2 separate regions of the Homo sapiens genome follow, and region 1 is linked to region 2. A link is an interaction called in ENCODE POLR2A ChIA-PET data of the cell type or tissue named here. Cell type or tissue: OCI-LY7. All regions are shown on one strand. Links, peaks and the distances in the headings refer to the core of each region. The heading gives the core; the rest is flanking DNA.

Region 1 (2,924 bases), core at 91-2,590, 660 kb after region 2:
CTGCAACCTCCGCCTCCCAGGTTCAAGCGATTCTCCTGCCTCAGCCTCCTGGGTAGCTGGGATTACAGGGGCATGCCACCATGCCTGGCTAAATTTGTATTTTTAGTATAGACAGGGTTTTACCATGTTGGCCAGGCTGGTCTCAAACTCCTAACCTCAGATGATCTACTCACCTCGGCCTCCTAAAGTGCTAGGATTACAGGCGTGAGCCACCGTGCCCAGCCTATTTCAGTCTTTAAACACTGGCCATGACACACTACACTGATGCATTATGTGATCTGTAGTTTGGAAGCCACTGCTTTAAGCCATCGAGGGTCAGACACCAGGAAGTTGGGTTTGGAGGGGATCGGGAGGAAAGAGGGGCCAGGTCCTCAGCCTTGGCCTCCTGTTGTTCAACGTAGATTTGCGTTGGACAAACAGCAAACAAATGAGGTGGCCTGGGAAATGCTCCCAGGAGAGAAGGAGGCAACAGCAGAGGGAAGCTGGGGAGTGTCCAGGACATACAGGGCTCTAGGACAGGTAGTCAGCCACTCCCAGGACCCGGTCTCATTTGCCAAGCCGGGAGAAGTCAGGGGAAGGCACACCCATGTAGATATTTGCAAATATTTCCAAAATAGGAAACTTACATTTTGTCATAAATGGTCCCCTTCTTTTGGCATCCCACTTTATCCTGCCCATTGTGTGTATGTGTGTCTGTATGTTCTATTATCTGATTATAAAATCATGTGTGCTCTGGGTAGAATTTTCAGACAAAAGAGCAGGATATAAAGTATGTATATAAAGTGACAATCATTTATAATGCCTCTACTTAGAGAAAACCACACATGATCCTCTAGACTTTTTCTACATATATTTATATATCATATACACACCCAGCCACACACACACACACACACACACACACAGAAAAAACATCTTTTGTTTTTACAAAAGATGGGGACCTATCACACTATTTTACAGCTTTTTAAAAACCAGACAAAATCTTATGGACTTTTGTCCATATGAAGAAATATAGATCTATCTCATTTTAGAACTCAGAACTTGACTGTAGGGATGGGCCATCTCTGCAACCCTCAAACTCCTGGGCTTGAGTGATTTACCTCATCTTCTGCTGATGGATATTTAGGTATTTTTCTCAGTGTTTGCTATTACAACAATCCTGCAGTATAGATATTTGTACTTGTAACTTGTGTACTTTGGCAACTATTTTACTATTATTATTTATGTGGTTAATTCTTAGTAGTCAAATTGTTGAATCAGATGTTTTGTGCATTTTCTTTTTTTTTTATTTATTTATTTATTTATTTATTTATTTATTTGAGACAGAGTTTCACTCTTGTTGCCCAGGCTCGAGTACAGTGGCGCAATCTCAGCTCACCGCAACCTCCGCCTCCCGGGTTCAAGCGATTCTCCTGCCTCAGCCTCCCGAGTAGTTGGGATTAGGCATGTGCCACCACGCCTGGCTAATTTTGTATTTTTAGTTGAGATGGGGTTTCTCCATGTTGGTCAGGCTGGTCTTGACTCCCGATCTCAGGTGATCCACCTGCCTCAGCCTCCCAAAGTGCTGGGATTACAGGCATGAGCCGCCACACCTGGCCTGTGCATTTTCAGTTAAAAACTTCAGCATGAGGCCAGGCATGGTGGCTCACATCTGTAATCCCAGCACTTTGGGAGGCTGAGGCAGGCGGATCACCTGAAATCAGGAGTTTGAGACCAGCCTGGCCAGCATGGTGAAACCTCATCTCTACTAAAAATACAAAAATTAGCCAAGCGTGGTGGTGGGCACCTGTAGTCCCAGCTACTCTGGAGGCTGAGGCAGGAGGATCACTTGAACCTGGAAGGTGGAGGTTGCAGTGAGCCACCGTGTCACTGCATTCCAGCCTGGGTGACTGAGTGAGACTCCATCTCAAAACAACAACAAAAACTTCAGTATGAAAAACTTATCGTAAAATAAAAAGACAAATGACAAACTGGAGAAAATATTTGCATAGTACCTTTAACAAACAGCTAATTCCTTTAATTTATAAAAGGTTTGGCTGACTGTGCCTGGCTCGATGTTGCCAAAGTGCTAGATATTGCCAAAGTGCTCTTCAAGATGGTTGAACATTTTCATCAGTAGTGATGCTAGTGTTTGTTTTCCCACATCCTTACCAACAAACTTTTTCTTTCTTTCTTTCTTTTTTAAATAGAGATTAGGGTCTTGCTATGTTGACCAGGCTGTTCTCGAACTCCTGGCCTCAAGTGATCCTCCCATCTCGGCCTCCCAAAGTGCTAGGATTGCAGGCATGAGCCACTGTGCCTGGTCCTAACAGAGTATTTCAATGTTTTATTATTTTTGACAATCTAGTTGAGGTATAGTGATATATATCATTGTTGTGGTGATTTGTATTTCTTTAGTTTTTAGTGAGGTTGAGTTTGTTTATTCATCTATTACATTTTTTTCCCGTAAACCACCTATTCATATATGCCTTGTCATTTTCATTGTGAATCACAAAACTCCAGTGCCACAAAGAAACAAGATAGTTAAATTTGACTAAAGTCATTTTTATTGTTCCTGGTTGGATTTGTTCAAGCCCTTTATTTTATTTATTTATTTATTTTTGAGATGGAGTCTCACTCTGTCGCCCAGGCTGGAGTGCAGTGGCGCAATCTCGGCTCACTGCAACCTCCGCCCACCAGGTTCAAGTGATTCTCCTGCCTCAGCCTCCTGAGTAGCTGGCATTACAGGGGGCTGCCACCACGCCCAGCTAATTTTTGTATTTTTAGTAGAGACGGGGTTTCACCATCTTGGCCAGGCTGGTCTTAAACTCCTGACCTCGTGATCCACCCACCTTGGCCTCTCAAAGTGCTGGGATTACAGGTGTGGAGCACCGTGCCTGACCCCTTTATTTTATTTTAAAAAATATTTTATAATATGTTTTTTG
Region 2 (2,924 bases), core at 222-2,721:
TTATTGCTTCCTTAGTAACAAAATTGACCAAATCGGGACTTGGAAACAGGAGCTGATGTGCCAGCATACATTTTGAGCTAATTTTCACATTCATCAGCTTTTGAAAATATTTACAGGTTGGCTTGCTTTGCTGCCTGACTGTGAAGGATGGGAAAGTATTTAGTGCTCCTTATAGGCTGTGTGGAAATTTTCTTCTGGAGAGAGTTTGGTTGGGATAATGATTGAGCTCTAAACTGGGAATAAAGTCATCTGGGTTTTCCTTTCACCTGTTTTGTGATCATAGGCGTAGAATTACCTTATTAATTAGTGTTGATTATTGTGTAATATTTGAGTTATAGGGTATTTTTTAGCACATCATCACAGCAGAATTTTCCACCTGGAGTGCGTTCACGAGGACTTCGGGGTATTATGAAGCGCTCTAATAGGCGCCTCTCTTTAGATAGTGGAGGAATTGAAACTGTATTTGGGAAGTATGTCCTGCGTTGGAAAACAGCATATACTTTTTTTCTTTTTAACAATTGAAGTCGTTGCTTTTTGGGAATCCAAAAAAAAAAAAAATTAACAACGAAGGGTTCTAGTTCTGACAAAGCTAAATATTTCTTGATATGCTGATGGGATTATATATGATTGGCCCTTTTCAAAAAAGTATTTTAACCTTGAGGGATTTTTCAAGGCTCAGAATTCTTAAGCTTTCTGTTGTTATCATTATGTGAAAACTGAAGAGTAGGAAAGTGGTTTGTCTGTTCATGACTTACAGGCTCCAGAACCTTAATTAGCTTGTTTTTTTTAAGTTTAAAATTTTAAAACATACATGGTTCATTGTAAAATATCATCCAGTTAGCCACTATCCTACCACCTCAGGACATCTCTGCTGACATTTTGGTGTATTTCCTTCCAGTATTTGAATACGATATTGGATGTTGAGATAAGCTTGTTTGTACTTTCTGTACAACTTTATATCCTGTTCATTTAATGTTGCATCATGAGCATTTCCTGGAGGAGGTGATTTTCTCAGAGGAGCAGCAAGGCATTTTTTAGAAATAGATGTGTATTTTTTATTTAAATGGAAAATTCTTCCCGCTATATATGTATTTTTTTAGCCAACAGAAGATAGTGGTGCTAAATGGTAACATGGAACAAATATGGGGTAAATATTACCATGTTGCTACCTGATCAGCAATATATATGATGTCAGAGCTGACCCATCTCTGCAGTATTAAACTCCTTTCTCACATTTAAAATTTGTACTTAATTTTGTTAAGTACCGTGGCTCATGCCTGTAATCCCAACACTTTGGGAGGCCAAGGCGGGTGGATCACCTGAGGTCGGGCGTTCAAGACCAGCCTGACAAACATGGAGAAACTCCATCTCTACTAAAAATACAAAATTAGCCAGGCGTGGTGTTACATGCCTGTAATCCCAGGTGCTCAGGAGGCTGAGGCAGGAGAATCGCTTGAACCAGGGAGGCGGAGGTTTCAGTGAGCTGAGATCGTGCCATTGCACTCCAGCCTGGGCAACAAGAGCAAAACTCCATCTCAAAAAAATAAAATAAAATAAATACTAAACATATGGCTAAAACTTTTTTCTCTGTTTCTCCACGATGAAGCATTTTAGTAAGGTCCTTTTTTTGTGACTTCTGTAGTAGGAGAATTACTAAACTGCGTTGTACATTTTGTGTTAACATTTGATAGGACTACGGAAATACTCCTAGAACACTTGGATCATTAAGATTATTAGCCTTGGGCCAGGCACGGTGGCTCACACCTTTAATCCCAGCACTTTGGGAGGCCGAGGCAGGTGGATCACAAGGTCAGGAGATCGAGACCATCCTGGCTAACAGGGTGAAACCCCGTCTCTACTAAAAATACAAAAAATTAGCTGGGCGTGGTGGCGGGTGTCTGTAGTCCCAGCTACTCGGGAGGCTGAGGCAGGAAAAGACTTCATCTCAAAAAAAAAAAAAAATTATTAGCCTTAAATTATTTTGGTGATAAGGCCAACACAAAAACTTGATATAAAGAGGAATTTATTAATTTGTGAGCAGCAACAAGAAAAAGGCAATTTCTAGAATAATGTAATAAGTTCTTTCCAAAAAAGCTCTTATTTCATGTGCAGTAGTTTATTTTTGTAGCTTATATGCTAGAAAACATTGAAATAACTTATCTAAGTGAGATAAAGGTAGTATTCTACTTATGCTATTATAGACTGTCTTACATTGGTCTGGAAAGATACTTAGTTTGAAAAAGAAATTTTCAAATATTGAAATGGTTTATGATGTAACTGACTAATTTTGGTTCTTTTGGATTTTTTTTTTTTTTTTTTTTTTTTTTGAGACGGAGTCCTGCTCTGTTGCCCAGGCTGGAGTGTAGCAGGGTGATCTTGGCTCACTGCAACCTCCGCCTCCTGAGTTCAAGTGATTCTCCTGCCTCAGCCTCTCGAGTAGCTGGGACTACAGGCGCCCACTACCACACCCAGCTAATTTTTGTATTTTTAGTAGAGACAGGGTTTCACCATATTGGCCAGGCTGGTCTCAAACTCCTGACCTTGTGATCCGCCCACCTCGGCCTCCCAAAGTGTTGGGATCACAGGTGTGAGCCACCAAGCCCGGCCTCTTTTGAAAATTTTAACTGATGTACATAGAAATTGCTGGCAAGAAATTTGGAACTGTGTATTCACTTGGAGTCTGCTTAATTTTTATGTATCTACACAGCAAAGGAAAATGGCTTGTCGGCTATAAGTTTTGTTCCTCATGAACTGAACATTTTACTCCTCCTGAACTAAACAGAAAGGCATGACTGGTGGTACTTTGAGTATGCTGTAATTTTTTTAATTTTTTTTTTTTAATTATTTTTTTTAAAGGCAGGGTCTCATTTTGTCACCCAGGCTGGAGTGCAGTGGTGCAATCATAGCTCACTATGGCCTTGCAC

The links. ChIA-PET counts read pairs that join two places held together with the same protein. Peaks named below come from ENCODE experiments on the same cell type or tissue, not always from the same donor. Only the 100,000 strongest peaks of a DNase experiment are listed, where the experiment ranks them.
Region 1: POLR2A ChIA-PET joins it to region 2 with 7 read pairs; 2 of 35 experiments call an interaction of 5 or more read pairs at or near these places.

The regions. Positions count from the first base shown.
Region 1 is chr17:64,371,508-64,374,431 of GRCh38, reverse strand. All of the region lies in intron 4 of PECAM1 (platelet and endothelial cell adhesion molecule 1), which reads left to right. Among named protein-coding and RNA genes, the nearest start is that of PECAM1, 18 kb to the left of the region's middle. In OCI-LY7, for the core only: no CTCF peak of the experiment used is centred there; no DNase peak of the experiment used is centred there.
Region 2 is chr17:65,033,416-65,036,339 of GRCh38, reverse strand. All of the region lies in intron 2 of GNA13 (G protein subunit alpha 13), which reads left to right. Among named protein-coding and RNA genes, the nearest start is that of GNA13, 22 kb to the left of the region's middle. In OCI-LY7, for the core only: no CTCF peak of the experiment used is centred there; no DNase peak of the experiment used is centred there; H3K4me3 peaks cover 1,485 bases; H3K27ac peaks cover 2,500 bases.